2 separate regions of the Homo sapiens genome follow, and region 1 is linked to region 2. Evidence: chromatin loops called from intact Hi-C (ENCODE). Cell type or tissue: B cell. All regions are shown on one strand. Links, peaks and the distances in the headings refer to the core of each region. The heading gives the core; the rest is flanking DNA. Region 1 has its middle 63 kb from the start of LINC01948. Region 2 overlaps C5orf67 (chromosome 5 putative open reading frame 67).

Evidence for each region. A loop is a pair of places that touch in the nucleus more often than their neighbours do. Peaks named below come from ENCODE experiments on the same cell type or tissue, not always from the same donor. Only the 100,000 strongest peaks of a DNase experiment are listed, where the experiment ranks them.
Region 1: a loop joins it to region 2, with 6 times the contacts of the local background. A loop is called at or near these places in 2 of 110 quality-filtered maps.

What each region holds. Positions count from the first base shown.
Region 1 is chr5:56,416,508-56,421,894 of GRCh38, forward strand. No RefSeq gene overlaps it. Among named protein-coding and RNA genes, the nearest start is that of LINC01948, 63 kb to the right of the region's middle. In B cell, for the core only: no CTCF peak of the experiment used is centred there; a DNase peak (open chromatin) is centred at 3,304; H3K4me3 peaks cover 1,264 bases; H3K27ac peaks cover 4,085 bases.
Region 2 is chr5:56,562,882-56,568,268 of GRCh38, forward strand. All of the region lies in intron 1 of C5orf67 (chromosome 5 putative open reading frame 67), which reads right to left. Among named protein-coding and RNA genes, the nearest start is that of C5orf67, 41 kb to the right of the region's middle. In B cell, for the core only: no CTCF peak of the experiment used is centred there; a DNase peak (open chromatin) is centred at 3,040; H3K4me3 peaks cover 792 bases.

The DNA.
Region 1 (5,387 bases), core at 307-5,306, 150 kb before region 2:
ACCAGATTAAGGGTGGGTCTGCCTTCCCCAGTCCACTGACTCAAATGTTAATCTCCTTTGGCAACACCCTCGTAGACACACCCAGGATCAATACTTTGCATTCTTCAATCCAATCAAGTTGACATTCAGTATTAACCATCACAGCAGGGCAAGAGAACACACAACATGATATTATCACAATATTTTTACCACAGCAAACTTAAGGTACCCCATCCACACAGATGCCTGTCAAAATAAAACAGAAAAGGGAATAGGAAGCAGGGGATGAGGAGTTAATTTCTTTTAGACTTGCTGCTTGAACTTATTCAGACTCCTCTTAGATCTGGAGCTGACATTTTTGTGACATTCTTTTCTCATAGACCATTTTTTCTACTGAGAGCTGACTTGGAGTCAAGAAAGGAAGAACAAACTAGTACTTAAATGAAATAGGATACATTTGAATAGGTCTTTTAATTTTTCCAAGTATTTAATCTCTGTTAGCTATATTCTTGTGGCGTCCATATGAAGAGATAAGTAGCAAATTTTAAAGAATTTCTACTGAAGTTAGAAAACTGAGTTCATCTAATCTTTTTATGCATCTCTATAATTTAGGAGATTGATGCTCAGAAATGATTATAATTGTTCTAGTGGAGGTGCCAGCTACTGTGCCCATAGAAGGATCTATCTGTAACTAAATTCCTTGGTATGGCCACGAATGGTAAATCTCACCTTTCTTGAGGCCCCTCTTAGCATCAGTTTCCCTGAGCTTCCCTGCCTTTCTCACCTTTCTTCCTTTGTCAAAATAAGATGATATTTTTCTAGATCCATTTATTCATCCAACTAAATATCTCCTCTGAGATGCCTATGTAACCTGTACAACAAAAAGAGCATATTGAATGAGCCCGATGAATGAGGCATCTGAAATCCTACAATTAAAAAAAAAAAGGAAGAAAAAATTAGAAGTATCTTTCCTAAAAGAAAGTCAGACATAAAAGTTGTGGTTTTTTGTTTTGTTTTTTGTTGTTGTTGTTGTTGTTTGTTTGTTTAACCTGTCCTGAAATGTTGGCAAGGTCCTATATCATAAAGTCTCTGCTTGATACATAAAATGTTTGGAGCAATCGGAATTGGTTTCGATTTTTCTCAGGGGATTATGACCCCAAGAAAGTAGGAAAACCTCTGCTGTGTATATTTACTCTCGATGAAACTCCATTTCCATATCCTGTCTTCCTATGCCCTATTCCATCTCAGTTTATTATTCAAATTCTGCCTGCTTTCATTCATTCAACAAAAATTGTTGAGTGGATATTACATGCTAGAAAGTGTTTGATATGTTCCCAACCATCTGAGCTGGCCATTCTTCCACTGGGTAAGAGGAACTCAGGAGTCTGAAACCCCTTGGAGGTAAAATTAAGGAAAAAAGATCAGAAAATACGTTTTTGAATAATAAAGTTGTTTTTTTTTTTACAAATGTTTTGTGGTTGTTTCAAAATGTCTTCATATTTACTTAGCATTTTCATAGATTACAAAGGAACTTCATAAATACTCTAACTACAACGTCCACTCCTAGGGTGTGGATAGTTTCAGTAGCCTTCCTCACTATGAGCTTGAGTGTAGAGACTGTGTTTTATTATGTTTATGTCTCTAGAATTTGGCCCGGGGTCAAGTAGGGATTAGGCTCTCACTAAGTAATTTTTAAATGAACGTCTTCATATTACATGTATATAAGTTATTTCCTATGCTGGTTTGTAATTGGAGGCTCTTTGCACTATCTCCTTTCCAGGTGCACAGCATTGTTCTCATCAGACAATGCATTTGGCTGAATTTTACCCAGGAAAAATGTTAGGTTGAACTTAGAGGACAATCTGGGACAGTACCAGACATCCTAGTCATGTCATCAGTCCTTGAAGCCATAGTTGAAAACTTTATAAAATGAGAAGTTTGGTAAAGACACAAAGTTGTTAGGTGGAGAAAACTGGAGAACTGAAATAATTTCATATTAGGGATGGTAGTTTCATGATGACAATGATTAAGTTTCAGAGATATTAAGGCAACAGTAAGATTGCAAACAAAAGCAGTAAGATGGCATCTGAAGCAAGAAGTTCACCAAGATGACTTGTTTAATTTTCCCCTTTCATAGGGTACTTGGGAGTTTATTTCTTCTATATTATGTCTTCAAACTTCTGGTTAAAAACACTAAACTATCTGATGAGCAGAATATAAGAAATGATAGGAATAATGATCTGGCATTTGGTTTCTAGAAGAAAACGAGACAATAAGCTTAAATGGTGCCTGTATTAGAAACAAGGGCAATAAGAATTTCGAGAGTGTTAAGGTCTTAATTCTGACCTTGTGATAAGACTATTTCTTGCTATTTATTTCTCCCCATCAGAAATCTATAATTTTCTATTTTTCAATTGTCATATCTATGAAAACATCCTTAGCAGGTAACCTAAGACTTAGAGGTTGAAAATGTGAGATTAATATTGGCAGAAAATGTTAGAAGACAACTTTGGCTACCTGGAACCCAGACTTTTTTTTCTGTGAGATCTTGGAAAAGTCACTGATATGGTTTAGCTCTGTGTCCCCACCCAAATCTCATGTTGAATTGTGATTCTTGGCATTGGAGGTGGGGCCTGGTGAGAGGTGATTGGATCATGGGGGCGGTGTCCAATGGTTTAGCACCATTGCCCTAGTGCTGAGATACAGCTCTCATGAGATCTGGTTGTTTGAAAGTGTGTAGCACCTCCCCTGTCATTCTGTCTCCTGTTGGCCATGTGAAGATGTACTTGTTTCCTCTTTGCCTTCACCATGATTGTAAGTTTCCTGAGGCCTCTCAAGAAGCAGAAGCCTGTACAGCCTGTGGAGTCATGAGCCGATTAAACCTTTTTTTTTTTTAATAAATTGCCCAGTCTCAGGTAGTTCTTTATAGCAGTGTGAGAATAGACTTACACAGTCACCTAGCCTCGCTGAACCTCAGTTTTCTAACTTCATTAGAAATCCTTTTAGATTGGCCCGCTTATCTCTTTATACAGATGCTGTAGGAATAGAATTAGCAGGATAAAATACCTAGAAAAATTAAGAGACTTATTCAAATGTATGCTATTTTATTTAAGTACTAGTTTATTTTTCCTTTCTTGACCCCAACTCAGCTCTGAGTAGAAAAAGTGACCAGGAATGTCAAAAAATTCAGCTCCAGATCTAAGAGGAGTCTAAGTAAGTTCAAGCAGCAGGTCTAAAAGAAATAAACCACTCACCCCCTGCTTCCTATTCTCTTTTCTGTTTGATTTTCATAAGCATCTTTGTGGATGGGTTAACCTTAAGTGTGTGCTGTGGTAAAAATGTTGTGATAATATCATGTTCTGTGTTCTCTTGTCCTGCCAACATGAGAATCAGAAGGAGGAAGTGCAGATGAGCTGGAAGAGTGAGCTGCATCAGTAAATATGAGCTGAGCTATTCAGAATTTTGACAGGCCCCAATAATTTCTGAAACTGTGCACGCACATGCACACACACACACACCCCTACGATGACCTTCTACCTATGTGCCAGACACTTTTCTAAGAATTGATGTTACACAATGATGAAAAATACATATTCCCTGCTTTCAAGAAGCTTGCATTCTAATGAGTGAAGAATAAAATAGTGAATTCATAACATAAATTAAATTCAAATAATTATATGTGCTATGAAAAAAATCCAAAATAATTAAATAGAGAGTAAAAGGGAGGTGAGAATGGGGCTGGAGTTGACAAGTAGAGAGGTAAGAGTCAGACAAGAGAAGGTGACATTTGAACTGAAATCTGAGTATCCAGAGGCACCAGCCAGGGAAATATCTAAAAGAAGAGCTGAAAGATGAGTTGGAATGAATTCACTGAGGAAAGTATGCAGGAAAATGAGGTTGCAGAGGTAAACCACAGCCAAATCAAAAGCAACTTTTAGTCTATGATCTTGGAATTTATTCTAAGTAGCATAGGAAACTCTTAGGAGAGTCTGATCTTTGATTTGTGGATTAATGTCTTTCATTAACCTTGGATTAAATCTTAGCCATTATCTCTATAAATGTTTCTTCTGCCTTATTCCTTCCTGTTCTTTAACACCAGTTTCCTGTATATCAGACCATCTAACAGTGTCTCACATCTAAAACATTCTATTGTTTTTCTTCATTCATTTTCTCTTTATGGTTTAGTTTAAATAATTTCTATTGAACTGCCTTCAAATTTACTGATCTTTTCTTCAGGATCAGTAAAGGTTGTGTTCAGTATTGTAGTTAAACACATTGAATGAATTTTCCATTTCTAATATTGTAGTTTTCAGCTCTATAATTTCCCCTCAATCCTTTTAGAGAGCTTCCATTTTTATGCTAAAGTTCCCTGTCTGGCACAAACTAATTTCCTAAAATATTTTTGTTGAATGAATAAATTGGTTTTGCTGCTCTGTCAGGAAAAAGGATTTTTTAAAATACAGAAAAATGTTCACATCTGTACTGAAAAATTTAGTGTCATAAATTAGTGATCTTCCACTAAGACTCAATAACTCATGGTACAACCAGGTGATAGCCATTTCATTTGAATGTTTTGCAAATTTAACCTTATTTTGGAGACAGCTAATGTAATAAGGCACTCTCATATTACTAGTATTCTTATACTTGGTCAGTTCCTTCTGGAAGCTCATAGTAGGACTAGACCCACAGGCATATAAACATCAAGGCACTTTGCTCAATAGTGCAGAACTATAGCAACCATAATAAATGTCTCCTTTTGTGAATGATTTAAATAAAGCCAGAATGCCTTTGGGTTAGTTTTTATCCCTGGAAAAAGACAAATCATTCCACTGGCAACATATAGAATATGTTCCTTGGAATAAATGACATATGACTTAAATTTCTTCTCTCTAGAGGATAGTTTTGGCAAGCTTCTCTATGTGCAAATGTGAAAGATACAGTTTTCACCTGGAGTAGAAAGTCCCGGAAGTCTGTCCTGCAGAGCAATCACTAGAGTGCTAGGAATCCCAGAATTTAACAAGTAAAATTCAAAAGAAAAGTAAAAGTGAAAAGGAGAAGTCTCAAGTAATCCATTAAATGTTTCTGGAGCAGACAAAACAAAATAACAAGGCAAGGCTGTGGAGTTGCATAACAAGAAAAACATAAATGCATATTTTCCAGAAAGCACTGGCCTCTCACATAAGTTTAAAGAGACTGATGCCTCTGGCGAGGGGATTATACTAGAGTTGCAATCACCTTTATGTTTTATTAGTGCTTATTATTACCATGGTGAACACAATGCTATCTGCTTCCCTGAGTGTGTTTGAAGTATAGGAAAAATCCAAAGATTTTTATAAAGTGAGGGATGGTGATACAGTACAACTCCTACGTGCACATACATATGGACGTACACAGAGAGAGACTCAAAA
Region 2 (5,387 bases), core at 92-5,091:
CTGTAGTCTAGTTCTTTCCTTAACTAGCTATGTGATTTTGGTATAATCGTTTCACCTCTCTGGACTTCTGGACCTCAATGTTTTCATACACAGAGTGAGCAGGTTGATCTAGCAGTGCTATCCAATAGGATTTTCTGTTGTGATGAAAATGTTCTGTCTCTGTACTGTTGGGTGTGGCAGCCACTAGCCACATGGGGATATATTGAGCACTTAAAGTGTGATGAATACAACTGAGGAACTGCATTTTTAATTTTATTTTTATTTTTAACTAATTTAGAGTAAGATTACATAGGCACATATAACAAGTGGCTACTATATTGGGACAGCACAGACAGTATTTTCTAAGATCTTTTCTGATTCTAGCATTCTGTGCTTGACAGAACCTCTCTAGGAAAACCAGTATTGTTACAATGGATCTTAAGACCTTGTCTGATCTTTATGGTCTGTGTACTTTGGAAGAGAACTAAAAGCAAATTTGTAGAGACCCTTAAGAAGAACATGGATCTTGAGAAACTAGGAGTGTGTTTCCTGGAGGCTGATGAGTACTCTAATGACCGTCAATGGTATTTTCTAAGTCTTTACATGAATCAGGTTTGAACTATCTCAACTTCTGAAAAATAATAGCTAATAAAAACTGACATTTTTTGAGTACTTACTCTAGATTAACATACTTCTTTCACAAAAAACAAATAACATAGGCATATTATTATTCTTGATTTACGGATGAAGAAAGTGAGGAAAGGAAATGTTAAATAACTTGTCTCAGGCCATCCAGCTAGAAAGTGGATAGCCAGGATATGAAACTAGACAATGAGCTCCAGATCTTATTTTGTAAAAATCTTAATGAATAATAGCACACATATACAGCAGTGTTCAAGTCAAAAATGTGCAGATTAATTACTTTTCATAAAGTAAACTTGCCCATACCATTTCCAGAATATTACCAGCATCCCAGAAGCCCTCATTAGGACCCTATTCAGTTACCGCTCACCCCATCCCAACTAAGGATAACCACTACGCTGATTGCTAACACCATAGGTTAGAAGAACTTATACTTTAACCACTATGTTGTAGATCCCTGAAGACAGTATTAGAAGATCACATTCTTATAATCAAGAGAAGAAACAAACATGTTTGGTGGTTTCAAATTAATCGGTAGTAAAAACAGGCAATCCGCAGACTAGAGAACTACTCATTGATTTGATACATATTCATTGAGCATCTACTATGTAACAAGCATTGTACTAAGCACTAGGTATTCAACATTGATTGAAACAGACAGAGCTCCTCCTCTATAAAGGTTTTAAGACTTGGTCCACTTTATCAACTAATAGGTGGCTTAGAGAGTAGAAGAAGACTACTCAGTGATCTTGGTGGTGGCTGACAGCCACAATAGTGGTGGTCAATAGCCTTAGTGATGGGGCCGACAATAGTGCTGGCACTCCAGAGAAGAGTTGCCCTGGCTCTGGTCTCTAGAATTTTAGCAGAATGTCCTTTGAGTCTCCTGGAATTTTGGAAAGGTGACAATTAGAGCTAATTGCATGACATTCCACTAAAAACTATTTTATAAACAATTTCTGAATACTCTCTTTATAAGCAATAACTTAGGAAAAGTCTACAAGCTTAATGTAACCAGAGAGATTACAACATGAGATGGGAGATGTGGGGATATTGCATGAATAGGAAAAAAATTTAAAAGACCACCAGGGAACTCCACCCCAGCTAATGAGGAATGATTACTCCCTGCTGACAAGCAACTGAGCCACTCTAACTAATATTTTCCAGAGTAATAAAGAGGCTGATGCAAGACAGTGAAGCATCCAGGGGCTATTTCCAAACAAATTCTGGGAGATACAAAAGCAAATAGACCAATGACAGTTAAAAAAAAAAAAAGGCTTCTATGGGCTACTGCAAATTGAGCTACTTGCATCACTGTGACCCAGTCGTGCCTTATGCCCAGGGATACTTTAGTAACTGCTCTCTTGTGGTTCAGGGAGAATGTAGATGGAAGGTGAGTTTTAAATGTACCGACGTCTTGCTTTTTCCAAAGTTGACTTGATCTCTCCCTTGAAATGCATATGCTAATATGACCCCTGGGAATTGTGCAAACCTACCAACACACCACAAGGTCAGCTGTTTAGACATTGTTGGGTTTCCGTAATGCTGAGAAAATAGCATGGGAGCCCTGCAGGAACCGTGCCATCACTGTGTTTCTCTTATCTGAGCTCGGTTCTCACACTAGCTGGAGCTCTTGCATCTACTGTACAATGAAAACATACTGTGGGAACAACTGAAATTTCATCTCAGGGGAGGAGAAGGGGTGCATTTTCTCCTATTACCCAACTCCATGCTATGCAACCAGTCTCACCCATCCTTGTGTCAAATCCGCATAGCTAATGGAGCATGAGAAGCCTTAAGTGCCTCAGTCTATTTATTGTAAACAGTGAAAGGGTGTAAGCAGCAAACAGGACTTCTAATCATGGAAAGCTGAGTGGAGCTGTGCAAAGGGCTTGCAGGGAAACCCAAGTCCAGAGAGCACAGCTAGTGTGTAATGAACTGCAAGGGTGGCCTCAGGTCTTTTCCTATAAATGAGCGACAGGCAGACTCCTAGGAGCTTTGCAGCACCAATGAGGAGCAGCGAGGCCTGAGCGGGGAATCTGCAAAGCTCAGGAAGTTCTGACTCTATGATGAAAAGACTGAGCAAGAGAAAAGCCCCATTTCCAAATGGAAAAGGTCTAGACATCTAAATCCTTTCCTCTCATTTTTTTTTCTCACCATGATTTCAGCTTGCATTCAGTGGGAGCTGGCAATCTTTCCACTCAGGTCTTGTTCCTTGACAAACACAGTGCAAAAACTGATGCTTAGGCTTTAAACTATGTGGAGCACGCCCAAGGCTACTTTGTAGAAAGCGAAGGTCTGTGCAATGACCTGCTCCCTGGAGCCCTTGTAATAGTTGTTGGGAAGGTCTCAGAGCCAGCAAAATGATCGTTTCTGACTCTGTGGCTGAGGGATGGTGCTGCAAATGTGTGTTCTCTTGGGTTTCACTTCCTCCTGCCAAGATCACTCTGCCCTGCACCCTCCTCTTTTCTTCAAGGGATTAGGGGCTAGACCATTCATTCACTCATTCACTCAGCAAATATTTATTATTTGCTATGTGTCAGGCACTGATTTATGTGCAATGCACAGGACAGACAAAATTGCTCCCTTCATGAAGCTTACATTCTAACAAGAGAGAAGGACAAAGACAAATAAGGAAATGCATAGTTTAATATTGGGCAGTGATGAGTGGCATGCAGAAAAATAAAGTAAGCTAAAGGGACAGAGAGTTATTGTTAGATAAGGTGGTCTGAGATAATCCCTCTAAGGAGATGACATTAGAACCCAGACCTAATGATGTGAGCAAGCCATGTAGACACCTGGGAGAAGAATGTCTCAGGTAATGGAAATAGCACATGCAAAGGCTAACAGGTGGGAACATGCTTGGCATTCAGGAGGAACAGCAAGACCAGTCCTCATGAGAAGCCATGGGGAAAATAATAAAAGATGATATCAGAGAAGCAGGCAAGTGCCTGATCATGTGGGACTCTGGTATGGACTTTGCATTTTATTCTAGGAGGATGGGAAGCCATTTGAGCATGGCCGAGATATCATCTCTATTGCAAAACTTTGTGACTGTCAGTGGCCCTACCCACAGAATAAGACTGAGAGCCAAAGCTCAAACTGGAGAATAGACAGCCAGAGCAGAGTACGACAAGTCATAATGACCACAGCAATTCCAATGATCAAAGCTCAGGTATGACTGCAAGACCAGGAGCATTCTGTGATCCAATAGCCTTTTCTCTGTCTCCTCTTTTTAGAAGGGCCCAGTTGCCACTGTTAGGATGTAGAGAGACAACAGAGAGACATCATATCTATACCTGACAGGCTACAGGTCCCTCCTTGCCATGCACAGCTCTTGTTTGCCTCCCCGCTTTCCTTGCCTGCTCTTCCCAAGAACACCTGAGGCTCCCGTCACAGTGAATTATACATCTTCCCCGACCGTGTTATTCCTCCCTTCCTGGAATGTGCTCATTCTTCTGCCTAGAGTGACATTTTCTGCCTTGTATGCCGGAGGAAAGACCCACTCGTCCTTAAAGAGTCAGCTTAAATAGTATCTCCTCTGTGAAGGATGTACGGTATTTCTGCTGACATGTGTCACACTGCATTGAAGCATAGACAGGTGACACTGGATAAGAATAAATAATGAAGACGAGTTAAAATGTAAAAAAGGTTTTTTGTTAAGGTCAAGGAGATAACACACTCCTGTTGTAGAAGAGGCAGGCCACTTCGAAGGGAATATATGCTCCTAGTGTCATTCATCAGGCGGTAGGTAACTTCTAGGGGAAGAGGAAGCACACCAGAGTGGGAAAGGAACTTTTAGGGGCTGGGAGACATTGGCTAGACACTCAGGCATGTCTGGATCAAGCTGAATTGACTCTGGCCACTGCGATTAGGCAGGAAGCTGGCCCAGGAAGCAATCATGCATCTGGGTTTGTATGACAGTTCAGTTCCCGCTTAAAGTGAATTGGTAAAAGGAGCACAGTTTCTGCTCTCCTGAGGTGAGCATGGCAGGGAGGGGTGCTTTAGCAATGAGGAAGACACAGAGAAAGCAGAGGTGAACAGCCACCTGCAGGTGGATAATCACCCACTAAAGGACACGTGCTTCCATTGAATTAGATATGTTAAATAAAGGAGCTGCCCTGCATTGCCATCTTTGCTCGGGAAGAAGAAAGCTATTATAGCCTAACAAATGGTAATCGATTGCTTCTTATGACCAAATTTAAATTAAAACCGAAGAAGTTCCTTGAGTAAGACCAAACCTGTTGAAATTTCAAAAAGGCAACTAAACTTCGAACTTCCCCCTGACTCCATGCAGCAGCCGAAAGATCATAATTACTAGTTTGATAACTGAAAGGAACACTATATTTTTATTTAAAAGACACAAGTTTGAGTCCCTGGCTGTGCTGTCATTTGATTGTGTGATTGGCAAGTCACTTCACCACTCTGAACCTCAATATCCTCACCTAAAAGGCAGATAATATAGCTAACTTGCAATGTTGCAGTGAGAATTAAATGAAATGGGCCAGGCACGGTGGCTCACGCCTGTAATCCCAGCACTTTGGGAGGCCGAGGTGGGCGGACCACAAGGTCAGGAGTTTGAGACCAGCCTGACAAACATAGTGAAACCCCATCTCTACTAAAAATACAAAAACTAGCCGGGCGTGCTGGTGTGCGCCTGTAACCCCAGCTACTCAGGAGGCTGAGGCAGGAGAATCACTTGAACCCAGGAAGTGGAGGTTGCAGTGAGCCGAGATTGAGCCACTACACTCCAGCCTAGGCGACAGAGT